2 separate regions of the Mus musculus genome follow, and region 1 is linked to region 2. The links are chromatin loops, found by intact Hi-C in ENCODE. Cell type or tissue: left cerebral cortex. All regions are shown on one strand.

The links. Hi-C counts contacts between places; a loop is a spot of excess contacts. Peaks named below come from ENCODE experiments on the same cell type or tissue, not always from the same donor. Only the 100,000 strongest peaks of a DNase experiment are listed, where the experiment ranks them.
Region 1: a loop joins it to region 2, with 4 times the contacts of the local background. A loop is called at or near these places in 2 of 42 quality-filtered maps.

Annotation. Positions count from the first base shown.
Region 1 is chr2:67,967,603-67,975,602 of GRCm38, reverse strand. All of the region lies in intron 3 of B3galt1 (UDP-Gal:betaGlcNAc beta 1,3-galactosyltransferase, polypeptide 1), which reads right to left. Among named protein-coding and RNA genes, the nearest start is that of Mir6335, 190 kb to the right of the region's middle. In left cerebral cortex, no CTCF peak of the experiment used is centred here; DNase peaks (open chromatin) are centred at 3,864 and 4,147; H3K27ac peaks cover 734 bases.
Region 2 is chr2:68,030,378-68,038,377 of GRCm38, reverse strand. All of the region lies in intron 4 of B3galt1 (UDP-Gal:betaGlcNAc beta 1,3-galactosyltransferase, polypeptide 1), which reads right to left. Among named protein-coding and RNA genes, the nearest start is that of Mir6335, 250 kb to the right of the region's middle. In left cerebral cortex, no CTCF peak of the experiment used is centred here; DNase peaks (open chromatin) are centred at 2,685 and 3,478; H3K27ac peaks cover 1,456 bases.

The DNA of each region.
Region 1 (8,000 bases), 63 kb after region 2:
AATAAATTGGCCAAAGAATGCCAAGAATTATAAAAATATTCATGCATAGATTTAAGAATCCTATTTTTGTACAGTTACTTTAATATAGAAACCAAATGAAAGTCAGAAAATCCTAATTAAAAATGTCCATTTCAGACACTGATTTTAATATAGAAAGAAAATGAAATATCACTCACTAGAGAGGACAGTAAATAAATTATGCTAGCAGAACTGGAGTGTTGGCATGTACTTGTCATCTCAGCAACTAGGGAAACTGAGGCAAGAAGATTACTAACGGCCAGAAGTTTTACACTAGCCTGGGTAATACAGCAAGAACTCTTTCTCATAATTTAAGAGACAGGAACCTGATAGGATGTTTTGTTGCAAAGGAAAAATGCATAACCATGAGGATAATTATGACAATGGAGAATATTTTCTATAATTAAGCTGTAAAAGTCAAAAAAGAATTTCTACATAGCAATATAAGTCCAATTACATAAATACATAAATAAACACATGTAGATACACACAAGTTATAAAACAAACAATAGGTTTGGAAGGATGGTAGAATTATGTGTTTCTGTGCATATTTTCCAGATATACAATATTTTTATGCATTTTATAAAATCACTACCATTTTAATGAATTTACATCTCCCATTTCAAATAACTTTCCCCTCTGCAAGAAAATTTTAACAAGTCATTATTCACATATCCCTCCCGGAGTTTGTATGTGTTCCTGTATCAATCTTATTATTGAACTTGTAATCATTTAATGAGCTGTGAAATGATTTGGTCCTAGACTTTAGACATTAGCAGTAGACAGACAGCACAACTGACCCTGTGTTGTTACTAATATTCTGAGAATATATATTCACTCTCTCCTGATAACAAGCAACAGTAATTGTCACTTGTGCATCTTCTAAGTTCATATGAATGTCTCCAGTGAGCCCTCATCAGCTATTTTTAAATGGGCATTTCCACTTAGAAGCACCACTGACTTTACTGTCTGAGCTTTTTGTCTGTTAGCAGAGAAAGTAAATACACCCATGAAAGCAAAAATTAACTTCAAACACACCAATTCCCAAACTCTGCTATTAGAGAGGACACAACAAGTTTTCCTGAGTCAGATGGAGAGCACCCCTTTCCTCACTCCAGGCAGTGTTCTTCATGGCTCAGAGAAGTTCACTGGCAACACAACTTATTTTGTTATGTAGAAGAAGATGAGGAAAAGAGCCTTGCCCCATGTCCAAGCTCGCCCAAGGAAGCACATGGTAATCTCCTTTGCTAGAGATTTAGTTCAATATGGTGAGCTAATTAGGGGAGGGGGCAGAGGAGGAGGGGAGGGAGAGGATGTAAGTCTGAAGAAGCAATAGGCATTTCCAGCATGGGACTTCTGGCGATTTGGTTCCTTAGAGGCAATCCTGACCTTGCTCTCCCAAGGCTGCTATCTGGCCCTGAGGGAGGCATCTCTGTCTCCTAGGAAGCTAAGGATGTTGTGTGTAATGCCCCTTGCAGGCAGGTGTACCCAGTGAAATGCACATTAGCTTTCTTCTCATTTCTTCTTCCAGGACTTATCACATATGGGTCTGTCCTTTAGAAGTTATTGGGCAGTCGCTGTGGTTATTTAACTTGTAGTTTTAGGGGCTTTCTTGTAGATAAAATGATAAGTTATAAAGAGGTGACAAATTCAAGTTTGGGAACCGTGGTTATTTAGTTATGGTTTGTTTTCCTATTGCCACCTTTTAAGAGGCTTGGGGTGAGATTTGAAAATGAATCCACATTGAATTTGGGAACCCTCAGCTACTCAGAGAGAAGTGCTTCAGGAAGGATTAAAGAGTGAAGGATGAAAATCGTAAACATAAAAATAAACTGAACACACTAAGACTAATAAATAAATGTACATTACACACCTAAAGAAATGGTGAAAGCTATTCCTTACTGTTTGTGCTTACCAGACTAAGGAATATCCTGCTATTTGGAAATTATAACTTAATTTCTGCTTTGGGAAAAATAACTAAGGACAATATAACATTAGCCCTTAGATCAAAATCATAGTTGGTATAGCAGGCATGTTTCTCATGTTAGTCTTAACATGCTTTCCCCAACTCAGAGGACCACTTCTGTCACCTCCATTGTCTCTAACTCTCTCATTCTTTACATGCTTATTTATTCAACATGTGCTAGTGTCATGCATTGACACTGGGTCTGGAATTTCTATAAGAGGTCAAAGGAAACAAGACCTGGAGGAATTGCATGCTCCAATGAAAATAAGACAGCGATTTAATAGCATCTGACTGGGGGCCCTGACCAGACTAGGTGGTTTAAAAAAGTATCTTCGAGGGGATGGCATACAAGGTGAGTGATTACTGACAAGATGCCATTTGATTTGGGAGTCACTGTAAGACAGCATTCCAAGTGCAATTACCGATTAAGGCTCTAAGAAGGGACATGAATTGGAAGCATTTGAGGAACAGGATATAGGTGAGGTGGGTGGAGAGCAAGGGGAAGATAAGTCAAAGGTGACTTTAATGAGGGACACAAGGACCACATCACACAGGGCACTGTATTCAGGGCTAGTCACCTGGATATTATTCTAAATCCTGTGGGAAACACTGGTATGCTCTGTACAGGTCTGTTAAAAGAGATCGTTGTCCTTAGAGACAAGATGAAGTGAGGAGCAGGCTGAGGCTATTGACATAAGTCAAAAGATGCTGCAGCCTGGACCAGAGAGGCAGATTCGGATGGAGGTGCGGTTATCAGGAGTTGGCTGGCTGATTTGCTTGGGTGTGGAATAAAGGAGAAAGACAAGAAGAAACAATGATCATGTTCATTTAAAATGTCAACAAAAAGACACTTCAAATTCCCAAAACAAATGGAAACCAGCCATGCACTTGAAACTCCAGTGAAGGCTACATTGTTTTTACATGTTACTTCTGTAGCCAACTGCTCAGACTTGTCCATGAGAAGAAGCCCCAGATAAGACTCCAAGAAACACAGCATGCCCCAGGAGGCAGGCAGAGTGACCTCTTCACAGAAACTTCCTCAGCCCAGTTACTCTCTCACTGGTAGATTTAGAGCTTAGGCAGGAATTTGACCTCTTAAAAGCTGTGCTTTCTTCATCTTAAAAAAAAAAATCGAATTCAACTTTCCCTTGGGCTCTTTCTAATCAGAAATTTCACTGTCTTAATACCCTAGTGGGTCTATTCTAGGAATCTAAGTATCTAAGCCATAAACTGTAAGCAAGTTGAACTCATTAAAGAACACAATGCAAGTTGAGTTATTTTTCTGTTTCATTAGTAAAATTACTAGCAAGTAATGTTCGTTTTGTTTGAACACCAAGTCTACTTTTAGTACCTGGGGGAGAGGCAGCCTATTTTCTTTAGAATATATAAACCCTCTTTAGCAGATTTCCCTTTATTATAATAAATATATTTTTGCTGCCATAGCTGGTTCATAGAATCAACTCTCCTTAATAGAAAACACATTACATATATAACATGCTGCTATAGGGCTGAGGGTAGCTCCTGGCATGGGTGTCCTTTTGTTTCTTAAGCACATATTAGATATGTATTATATTTAATACATACACACATATTATGTATGCAAAAATATACATGCATGCATATTTTATGGTTATATGTTGTGCTGTGATGAGAAGTTTTGCATATCACCTTATTTAATCAGAGAAATGGTGGACACATATTTTTCCTTCCCTAAGTGAGCTAACTGGATCTTAGCATATTACAGAGCTAGGATGGCAGCTGAAGTCTGCTGGACTCCTGAGCCAGGTTGGTATCCTAGGAAATGAAGGAAACATACTTGCTTCTTGCTGTGAGGCTTAACTAAGTTGATATGATATGTGAAAATCACTTCCCACCACATAGCGTGTGGCCGCCAGCTGCTCTGTGAAGCATCCTGATGTCAGAGATCCCCCGTGCCTTTGGTGCTATTTGAGGCTGTGGCTTTCTCTAAAATTTGAAAATTATTCATACTTTTGCCCTACTCGAATTTTTTTTTTTTATCAGAACGGAATACATCGAACTGTACAAATATTAACACGGTTTCGGCATACTCAAAAGCAACACTACTCCCAGAGCCCTAAGGCTCTGTTAGAAATAAGGCTTATCCCACCACACCTGTGGCTGTTTGTCTATTGTGTGAGCCAAGCTTCCCGCCTCCCTCTTTCTCACCTCATCCAGGATTCAACAGAAGTCCACAGGGAGCAAAACTCAGAATGTGTAATCTGGTTATTCGTTTTTTAATTTTCCTTGGAAAGACTGAAGCTTTCCTGTAGACTCTGGATGGCACCTGGTTTGTTATTCTCCCTGCCTTTGGCAATGCGCGGCTCTCCTGCTGAGGCTGGCTTCCACATGGACTGCATGGACGCCCTTTTATTTTGTTTCTTAAGCACACATTACCAGGTTTGCCCTTTGCTGTTTTGATTAGGAGCAACCTCTATTTTTTGGACTACAGGATCGGAAAAAAAAAAAAAAAGCAGGGGAGAGATCGATGGCTGGAGTGAAAAAATGGCAAAAATGGTAATAGAAGAAGTTTGTCCCAATGTCTCAAGCCCCTGAATGTACAAGATTCTCCAAAATCACAGTTACATAAATAATTTTCTTTATGTACATATAACTGATGGGGAAACTCCCTTTTCCACCTTCATTGGAGGATGGAGGAAGGTGGTGGGATTTTTCATACTGGTCTGGGGATAAATGTCCCTCTCTCTCTTGTAGATCTCAGTGAGGGAGGAAAGCATGCAAAGCAAAGGACAGCAATGGGTATTCCCTTTGCAAGGCTAGGGCTGCAGCAACAATGGCCTACCTCACTTGCTCCAGAGCTGTGGGTGGTGGGAAGTGGCTTACCTGGGTTAGTAGCACTGTCATCCACCAGAGCAGCTAAGGGCAACTTTGTGTTGTCCTTGTTAGATATATTTGTTCTGTCTCCTCACTAATTTCATAAACTCTGGCTCTGGGCTGTGTCTTTTATTGTATTTGCTTTGACCGGATTGGCTACAATGTAGCAACAGAGGAAAAGGAAGCAGTTACATCTTAGTGAGGTGTAGTGGAGAGCAAGGACAGAGTGGGAGATGCTGAGAAAATTCATTAATGTAACAAATTCTGAAAAGGGAGCTATCCTGTCCCCCAAAGTAATGTCTGAAGCAAGTACAGAAAATGAAAAATCCACCCCATACTTGACCGTTGGACAAGGTTCACAGATAGTTCAGGGGATCAAAAGAATCTCTCCATATCATTAACCAATTTTAATCTTACTTCACAACAAATATAAAACAGAATTGATTTTAGTTGTTGCGGGAGGAGAAGACTGTTTCCACAAACATGTCCACACGCTAAACTCCAGGACACGTAGTTAAGTTTAGGGTCTATGTCAAGGGAGATTAAATGTCATGCATGGCAGGGTTCCTGCTGCTAATCATGTGGCCTTCAATGCTCCCTCTCTTACATGAAGGAGGGAAATGAAGTAGCAAAGTAGAAAGTGATGTACGGGATGCCCCGTGCCATCTCCCTGGTTTTCAAAGGCACAAGTCAAGCAGTGTGGGCTGCCTCTAGAAGACAGCAAAGGCCAGAAACTGAGTGCCCTGACACATACTGCAGGAAGGAATTCGTCATCATTTTAGTCCAGTGAGACTCATGCTGGCCTTGTAGAATTTGGTACATTAAAACTATCAAAAACTGTAAGCAACCGACCACTATCGGAAGTTAAAGTATATAATGTATCCTTCACCTACTGCTGCATATTAAACCATCTCAAAATGTAGTGGTCTAAACATCAAAAATCTCTGTCCTGTTTGTGAATCTGGAATCTGGCAATGCTGAATAGAGAGCCCTTTGACAAAGTTCCATGCACCATCAGCTTAGGTGTTTCCTTGGGGACATGGGGAGTCTCCTTTCAAGAGGGATTAGTCCCATGCCTGAGAAGTGTGTACTATGTGCCGGAAGGGAGATCAGCTAGGAGCTCTGCTGGCTTGTAGGCTTAGAAATTTACTGTTTCCACACTTCTTTCCATGGGCTATTTGTACTTCCTCATAGTAACAAAGACTCATAGTAAGATCAAAACAAGGAAACAAGGGGAAATAGCAAGGCAGAAGTACATGACTTTGTTATGATAAAGGTTGGGAAATGCAGACATATTCTCCTGCAGATTTTTTTAGTTCAGATATTGACAAATCACATATCCTACAGTGATTCCTTAAAATGAAAATGGAACTAAGAAATTCCTAACACAGTATAACAGTATAAAGAGATGATTGACACACAGATCCATCTACCTAAATGATTCATTGGTTTATATTTGATTTTATAATGTTCTATCAATCTATAGTAAGACCCTTCACCTTAGAAAGTATACTGCAAAGCACGAAGCTCAGTCATTCTGGCAGCAGACTCAAACATTTCATCATTATTCTGTCTCCTGATTGCCTCATTTTCTCTTGTATGTGATTTAATCTCATGGTGTTTGCTTCACTGTGAACCTTAAATATAAATTACCCATTGCTAATCTTTCCAGGAAGAGACTGTGGTTGTTTGAATATGTTTGGCCCAGAGAATGAGTGGTAATGTTAGGAGGTATGGCATGTTGGAGTAGGTGTGGCCATGTTAGAGGAAGTGTGTCACTGTGGGGGTGGGCTTTGAGACAATCCTCTTATCTGCCTGGAAGCCAGTCTTCTGTTTGCCTTCAGAACAAAGTGTAGAACTCTAGCTACTCCAGCACCATGTCTGCCTGGACACTGCCCTGCACCCACTATGATGAGGATGGACTGAATCTCAGAACCTGTAAGGCCACCACAATTAAAAGCTGTCCTTTATAAGAGTTGCCTTGGTCATGGTGCTTCTGCACAGGAATGGGAAACCCTAAGTAAGACAGAGACCATGCCAAGTGATTGTCCTGTATATGAAACCAGGAGCAACTAAGATGGTGAACCTGGAAAGTCAGTGTTAGATGTTTCTCTATGTCAGGAATTGCCATTCCACATAACTGTGGTCCCGAAATATGAGAATGGGGTGACAGAAGCTATTAATCTACATTACTGGAGACAATGATTACCCCCCACCCCCCCAAAAAAAACCCCAAAACTGAGGAGGGTGAATGGGAAACACCAGACATATCATCATGGCAGTCACAGCCAAGGAAAACAATTTGTATTCTGTGTGTAAACGCGAGTGTGACTCCACCATGATACACAATGTACCTTTACTTCTGGGTGGCTTGAATGATTCAGTTTTCATTACTTAATGTAACAGTGAGAGTCTATGAATGTGTACTTATTAGGTCAGCTGAAGGTTTTTATTAAATTCGAAGATACACTAATTATGGGAGACCATTTCTGTCTAGAGATACCTGTTCAAAAGTCTTGGGATAGGGGATGAAAGAAGAAAGTACTGAGGGCACCTGCTCCCCCATGGAACAGAACCTGAAGTCCTTCCAGTGAGAGCACACGTGCCGTGGGAGACAGTGATGCTGAGGACCCTGGCTTTATGCAAACTTCTGCTAATGAAGGTATTTGTATCCAAGGTTCTACCAAACATTTGAAGAAGCAATAAAAAAATTTAAAGTAAAGAATACGTGGGTTTTTTAAAACGAAATGCTACTATAAAAGAGCCAAAAAGTGGAACAAAACTACTTTAAAGTAAAATTTAGAATAAGCTAAGGTTAATTTACCAATATGTATATGTATATGTATATGTATATGTATATGTATATGTATAGTCAATTACCAAGGATTTGTCAAATCTACAGTAGTATATAGTAATGTCCTAGGACCCATAGCCTCCCAATCCCTCACTAATACCAAGCAACTTTTATGTATGCTATTTTTTGTACCTGTTACAATGTATTTTTCCTATATCTTTTGTATATAGGCATACAAAATACCACTATGCTATAAGTGTTCACAGTATTGAGAATTGTAATGTACTATGTAGGTTTGTAGCCTAGGAGCAATAGGCTATGACATCTAATTTTGTGTAAGTATGCTGTGTGTTGTTCACACAGTCACAA
Region 2 (8,000 bases):
CAGAAATAAATAATACCTCCAGGGCTGAAATCAAGTTGGTATCCGTACCTGAAACCCAGAAAGAATGATGTCTTGGGCTTCAGAAATGTGGCACCTTTTGTCAGGAAATAATCCAGAGGGCTACTATGTTTCTAAATGTACCAACATACTATATATAGTTTACAAGAAAATATGGACACACCAACGGGCTAGGTTGGTGTCTCTGGCCTTCAGTCACAGCTACATGGGAAACTGAGGCAGGTGTATCACAAGTTCGAAGAACCTGCTTGAGATGTAAAACAAGTTCAAAACAAATCTGGGCAAGTTAGTAAAAATCTTTCTCAGAATTAGAAAAAATAAACTAAGGAGATTTGGAGAAAATATAGTTCAGCATCAAAACATTTGCTTGGTGGTTCAGCCCTCAAACCAGATAAAAAAGAGAAGGAAGGAAGAAAAGAAGTAAAGAAGGAAGGAAGGGAGGAAGGAAGGAAGGAAAGAAGAAAGGGAAAAAAGGAAGGAACACAAAGGAAGGAAGAAAAGAAGGAAGAATGGAAGAAAGCAAGGGAGGAAGGAAGGGAAGAAGGAAGTCAATCAGAGCATCTAGAGTTTGTGGATGGGGTGTGGTGATTACAATTGAGTACTTCCTTGGAAGTCCTGTGCAGTGGACATCTGTGTTTAGGTTCCACCTTTGTAGCTGTCTCCTCTCTTCTTCCATAACACTTCTTACAACTTTAACAGACCGTATTTAGCACAAACAACATAACCATCCATGTGGATGGTTGAAATCAGCACTTTTCCATAGAGGAAATGATAGGAGAGTCGGTTTGGCTCACTGGTTATTTGGTCATCCCTAGAAATGGCTAGACTGTGGTATCTGCACACCATTAGGGCTCAGAGTTCAGTATCTTATCCTTTGGGAAGCTCTGACCTGAAACATTGTGTGGTATGCACTATCCTCCATAAGTATATTGATTGGGACACAGTGTCTGAAGAAGGCTTACAATCTTATTATCTGTGCTTTAATAAGTGTTGCTTTCTTACTATTTGTGTTTTCACTGTCTTCATCTCTTACAATTTGTGCTTTAATAAGCACTGGATTTTTACTCTGTAACTCTCTTACTTTTTGTGATTTGATAAGTGTTGGTTTCCTTACTCTCCTATTCAAGAACCTCTTCTTGGCCAGACAAGAGGCTTGGAACTCATCAACTCTTCCTGTCTCATCAACTCCACAAGCGATCATGTGTATACAGATCATATATTTGCACATTTATGTATACAAATAGACACATCCATATATACATTTGGGGCATCAGGCAGAGCCCTGCAAACCACACACATACATTTGGTGGGTGGATGAGGCAGAGCCCCAGATGCCACACATTATTCCCTTTCTCTGGCTTTCTTATACCCTCTCAGACAAGAGTTCTTAGAAAATTACCTCACAGAGATAAAAATGTTACACAAAGGGCAGTTACAGAAGGGTGTTGATTATTAAGTTCAAAGTAATTTCATTCTACAAGCTCATTATAAGTTCAAAGCAACAGTTTCACATGGCCTTGCTTTATCACAGTGCACACCTGCAGCTTTATCCTTGGATCTGACCTTAAATGGATGTTTTTCCTTGATCACAAATCTGTCCCAAACCTATTTCTACTTTTATTGTAATCAAGAAAGCTCATTGTATTTTTTATAGTGCAGCCTTCACTTATTGTTCTATGAGGAGTAAGCACATTCTATTCTTGATTCTAAGTTTACTACATCTTTTTGCCAAAACAACTAACACCAGCTCTTAAAACATTCTTCCTAAAATTATTTGAATTAAACCAGGAATTCTATAAAATCATTAATTCATCTAAACTGCATTAATTCACGAATGCTCATCTTTATGTTGATCTGCAGAAAATCTGCCCAATAGTGTGGACTCATGCCTAGCCATAATTAGATTATGTTAGAATGATAGGAAAAGGCATGTCAGCTACAAGAAGCAATCCTGAGATGAAGTCTCTTGGGATCTTGCCTCTCAGAGGTTACCCATCATAGGCCATGCAAAAATGGTGGGCCACCTCCCAAAGAGTCACCTTCTAGCCTTAGCCTCCCCTACATAGCTCCTAACAATATATGTTATTCAAATATTCTTTAGATAGAAAAGCCTGTGTATAAAAAATTTCTCTGAGCACTTAATTAACTACCTGGAGGTACTTTTAAGAATATGACGGATGTCACAAGGCAAAGGAAAAACTCTTTTATTGCGTTTTCTTAATCTGTTTGAAAATTGCCTGCAGCTTTCGATATGTGCAAAAAGATCTTGGCAGTTAGCAATCAAATAATTTTACTAATGTTCAAATTGCTGTTTGAAATATATGTTACAACATGCTGAATATCTTAGGATGTGCAATGTTAAGTTGAAGGGACTACAAATGTGGCCCATCTTTCCTAGTTTTCTCTCAGTTTTCTGAGCAGATGGCTAGCACACTATCATCCAATGACTACTAGGGCATTAGAGACAGTCATAGTGTGAGCAGCACGGAGAGAACAATATAGCATGAGATACTTCGGTTCTCACTGCTCTTTTGGATGGCTGCTTTCATAAGCAGACATTCAGAGCTTGCTTGCTTTGCTGAGCACTGGGTTGCCGAAACTTTGGACAGATGTAAGGAGAAGTGCCTGCAAATTACTGCACACTTTAATTAATGCTCCATCAGAAAGCATGCCGCGGTCTGTGTCTCAACAGTCATTCTCAGTTAAAGTGTCTATGATCAATAAATACCAAACAATGAAAGAAAGGTTATCGATCATGGCTTACTGCATCAGAAAACTAGGAAATTACTTGTGGATGTATTTCCTGCCACCTGGAGCCATTTCAAAATGGGATAAATGTCATCTATTGTAGACAGGTAACTTTAAGAAATCCATTGGTCTTAAAAGTATTTACCACACGGAACATTTTCCCCTGCTCCCTGATGAGCCTGTCATTCTCCCAAATCATGCAGTTCATTACATTCAGATTATATCTACATGCTCGTAATTCTAAGTGGCTCCAAATGTCTCTCTTCTGCCTCGAGTTCTCTTTTAAAAGCCACCAAGAATCTTGTGCACACAATCTAAATTCTTCACTCCTGTCTAGCGTTTCATTCATTCAAGGTGTGAGTGGGCAACTAATGATGTCTTTCTGTTTGCTAAGTCTTTCTCCATGCTTTCCAGAGCTTTTTGCTACATTATTTCGATGGAGACCTACCCCACTCCCCTTTCCAGTCCTATAGCCATAGACCTTGCACGGGATCCTATTGTGAATTATAGAAACTGCCAGATGACAGAAAAAAAGGTCATAACTTCCTCAGGACATAGAAGATGTGAGGACTCCAACCTTTCTCTCCTCAACCACGCAGAAGATGGCGAGCTAAGGAAAATGCATTGCTTTAATATTTTTATGAGTCTCTGCAGAATCTCATGCTGAAGAATTTGCCACCTACATCCACTTGCTCAGGCTGCTATGCATAAATCAGTTTTCTTCCCACCTCCCCTTGTGAAAATGGGGCCTAAAAAAACACCACAAGTCTCTGCTCCTTCAAAGGACAGAAGTTGCTCATGCATCCTGTTCTCTCAGAATGTTAGCACCAGGATGAAACAGCTGCAAACACGTATTATATCTCCTTTAATAAGTGACAGTGGAGGGCTCTCTGCTCCCTTCTGCCTGAATCCACTACACAGAACACCAGAACACTGAGAGAGAGAGAGAGAGAGAGAGAGAGAGAGAGAGAGAGAGAGAGAGAGAGAGAGAGAGAGAGAGTTTTACATACGTTGAATTTATAAGATTAAAATTAATCCAAAGTCAGGAAGGAATGAAGGAGTTGAAGTGGTTTGCAACCCTATAGGAAGAACAACAATATCAACCAACCAGACCCCCACCCCCACCGCAGAACTCCCAGGGACTAAGCCATTGTCTTAGTTAGAGTTTTACTGCTGTGAACAGACACCATGACCAAGGCAAATCTTATAAAAACAATATTTAATCGGGGCTGGCTTACAGGTTCAGAGGTTCAGTCCATTATCTTCAAGGTGGGAGAATGGCAGTATCCAGGCAGGCATGGTGCAGGCATAGCTGAAAGTTCTAGTCTTCATCCAAAGGCTGCTAGTGGAAGACTGACTTCCAGGCAACTGGGGTGAGAGTCTTAAGCCCACACCCACAGTGACACACCTACTCTAACCAGGTCACACCTATTCCAACAAGGCCACAGGTCTAAATGGTGCCACTCCCTGGTCCAAGAATATACAAACCATCACAGCCATCAACCAAGGAGAACACATGGCTACATATGTAGTAGAGGATGGCCTTGTTATGCATCAATGGGAGGAGAGGTCTTTGGTCCTATGAAGACTCGATAGATGCACCAGTGTAGGGGAATCGAGAGTGGTGGTTGGGTGGAGGAACACCCTCATAGAAGCAGAGGGAGGGAGGATGGGATTGGGAGTTTGTGCGGGCTGGGGGGGGATTGGAAAAGGGGCTGGGGGGCATTGGAAAAGGGGATAACATTTGAAATTTAAATAAAGAAAAGAAAATATCCAATAAAAAAAGAAATTAAAATATGTCAGAAAGGTGAACTGTATAAGGGGTTGGGGAAGGGGAAGGGAAGCTGCAGGAAAGCAAAAGAAAACAAGGCATGGTGGCAGTGAGGGACAGAAGCAGAGGGAGGGAAAGGAGAAAAGAAAATACAGATTAGTCTCTAGAGGTTAGAGCATGAGATCAGTTAAGGAAGAGTCAGGAGGAGGAAAGCCATTGCGTCTTTCATTCCAATCCAAGTGTAGATATCCACGCACCGAAAGTCAGTGTGACTTCCGTGGCAACCCCCTTGGATATTCACCACATGAAGGATACGGCATCGATGCCTTAATGACCCCAGTGAGGACCACTCTCATGAATCTGCGCTGGACCCTGCTGCTTGCCACTATGACATTAAGCTGCTTAGACATAAGGAAAAAAGATATGGTGCACCGTTTACAATTGAGAAACGGTTGGTTTTCCTGTCCATGTCTTCTTTCGGGAGCAATGCGATCTCAATAAAATGTTTGCAATTGAAAATTATTTATTGGTTTGCTGTGATTATGTATAATTACCATTCGCAGTTGTTATATTGATACGTGTTACAAAATGCTGTTTTTCAGTTTATATATACAGTTATATGCTCATTTAATGCTTTTGTTATTATAAAAGCTCCATTAGAAATTCTGTTCTTCTTAAACTACTTTAAACAATGGGGCTGTATATTTTTATTTTTTTTAGTTGATTGTTATGTGTTATTTTTCTCTTATAGACCTAGGGATTGAATCCAGGGCTTAGTGTGTGCTGGGTAAGTGGCCTGCTGCAGAGCCTCATACCCAGGTATGGTACCTTCTTGAAGTTTCAGACAACTTGAATGAATGGTGATTTTGTCTCTTATTCTATTTTCTCTCTAACAGTCCTTGGTGAGGAATTTGATACAGATAATGACTAGACAAGACTTTTTATGTTCTTTTGCTTTCTCTGCTTTTATAACACCAATCTCTAGTTAGTATATACATAAGTAAGAGGAATAATTCATAAGTGGACGGCAACACTAAAGGATGGTATTTTATACAATTTTTTTTCTCCCAGAACCAATCCAAACGAAACAAAACAAAAAGCCCCACTGAACTCAGGGTGAAGAGCTCTAAAATGTACTTAGAAAGCTTTCTACGTGTCAGTCCCACTTCTCTCATGATTTAAGGCATATCTGCCATCACAGTCCCTCAGACATTTAAAAGTAGAAATTACAGTTAGACAGTATCCCATTTCATAGACCAGGAACCCACCACGGGCACCGATGAAAATAATTCTTATGACAGTTATGTCAGAGACCATGTCAAAGTGGAGTTCTCATCCTGTCCAATTCTGGTCCATCCATGCCTAGGCCCTGAACCCAATTTCAAGTAAACTTTTCAAGTGTCAGTTCTGGGCCAAGACTACACACAATCCCATTCATTCATTTCCCCTGATTTACTGTCAGGAAAACTCCAGGGCATCACTTCTGTCATTCATAATTTAGAGGAGACAGGCCCAGTAACGCGATTGAGGAATCTTGGTGAGTGGCAGAACTGGGATGTGGAAAGGGGTCTTTTGATCCTCTATACCCTACTAATCATTACAGGGAAATGTTTGGTGTAGCACAGTGTTTAAGTTCTTCCACACAACACTGATACACATGGTTTCCATATCCTTATTCATTTATCTGTGTCAAGGCATGTGGATTGCATACATGATCAAAAATAAGAAAGGCTACATCGGAGCCTGGAGGGGCTAGTGGTGAACATGGATGTCAGAAAGTTCTCAGTGAAGATGAGAGAACATTCTAGATGCCATTATGTATTCATATGTGTGCCTGTACTATAGCATCTCATTGCATAGTTAACTAATATTTGTTCCTATGTTCTTTTATATTCCTATTCCTAGGGACAGACCCATGAACCATAAAGACTGTTGATTATCTACTTTGCTTCTTTTGACAGTGACTAGGGTAGAGGTATAAATCTAATGAAAATGCGCATTCTATTAACCTTTGATTAAAACAAAAAATCTGATGGTCATTTTGTCAGTAGTGTAGAAATTGTTAAAACATATATTATTCCTACTTCATTTATTTAGGTATGGAGATTCTTATCTAAGTTTCTCTGCATATGCATGTACTTTCAAATATACACGAGAACAGGGTATGTGACTGAGGCCTGTAATTCTGAAACTTGGGAAACAGAGGCAGGACTATTAGGAGTTCAAGACCAACCTGGACTATATAGCAAAAATTAATGCCATCCTGTGCTACATGACACTCTGCTTCAAAATAAACAACACAAGGGCTGGGGAGATTTCTCAGTGATAAAAACTCTTGGGTATAATGGCTTGCCTGTAATTCTAGTTTGGAAAGCCAGAGACAGAGGTTCTGCTGAGCAAGTTAGCTAAGCAAGCTACGGGTTCAGTTAAGAGGTCCCTTCTTTTTTTTTTTTTTTCTTTTTTCTTTTTTTTTATTACGTATTTTCTTCAATTACATTTCCAATGCTATCCCAAAAGTCCCCCACACCCTCCCCCCCACTCCCCTACCCACCCATTCCCATTTTTTGGCCCTTGTGTTCCCCTGTACTGGGGCATATAAAGTTTGCCTGACCAATGGGCCTCTCTTTCCATTGATGGCCGACTAGGCCATCTTTTGATACATATGCAGCTAGAGTCAAGAGCTCTGGGGTACTGGTTATTTCATATTGTTGTTCCACCTATAGGGTTGCAGATCCCTTTATCTCCTTGGATACTTTCTCTAGCTCCTCCATTGGGGGCCCTGTGATCCATCCAATAGCTGACTGTGAGCATCCACTTCTGTGTTTGCTAGGCCCCGGCCTAGTCTCACAAGGGACAGCTATATTACGGTCCTTGCAACAAAGGCTTGCTAGTGTATGCAATGGTGTCATCGCTTGGAGGCTAATTATGGGATGGATCCCTGGATATGGCAGTCTCTAGATGGACCATCCTTTTGTCTCAGCTCCAAACTTTGTCTCTGTAACTCCTTCCATGGGTGATTGTTTCCAATTCTAAGAATGAGCAAAGTGTCCACACTTTGGTCTTCGTTCTTCTTCAGTTTCATATGTTTTACATATTGTACCTTATATCTCGCTATACTAAGTTTCTGGGTTAATATCCACTTATCAGTGAGTACATTTCATTTGAGTTCTTAGAGGTCCCTTCTTAATGAGTAAGGTGGGAGAGTGATCATTATTAAAAGACGGTTGCCAGCATCAACCTCAAATGCCTCCACATGCGCACAGGTACATAAGCATGTACCTGTACGCATGTCCACTCACATGCAAAAGGATGCATAAAGACAGGCCCACAAGGAAAAGAGAAATAAACACACAAACAACAATCAGAAACAAAAATGAAAATAATCTGAATAAATTAAAATTATACTTTCTGTAGCGTATATTTCTATATAAGCACATTATAGATTCTTATTTTAGAAAAGATC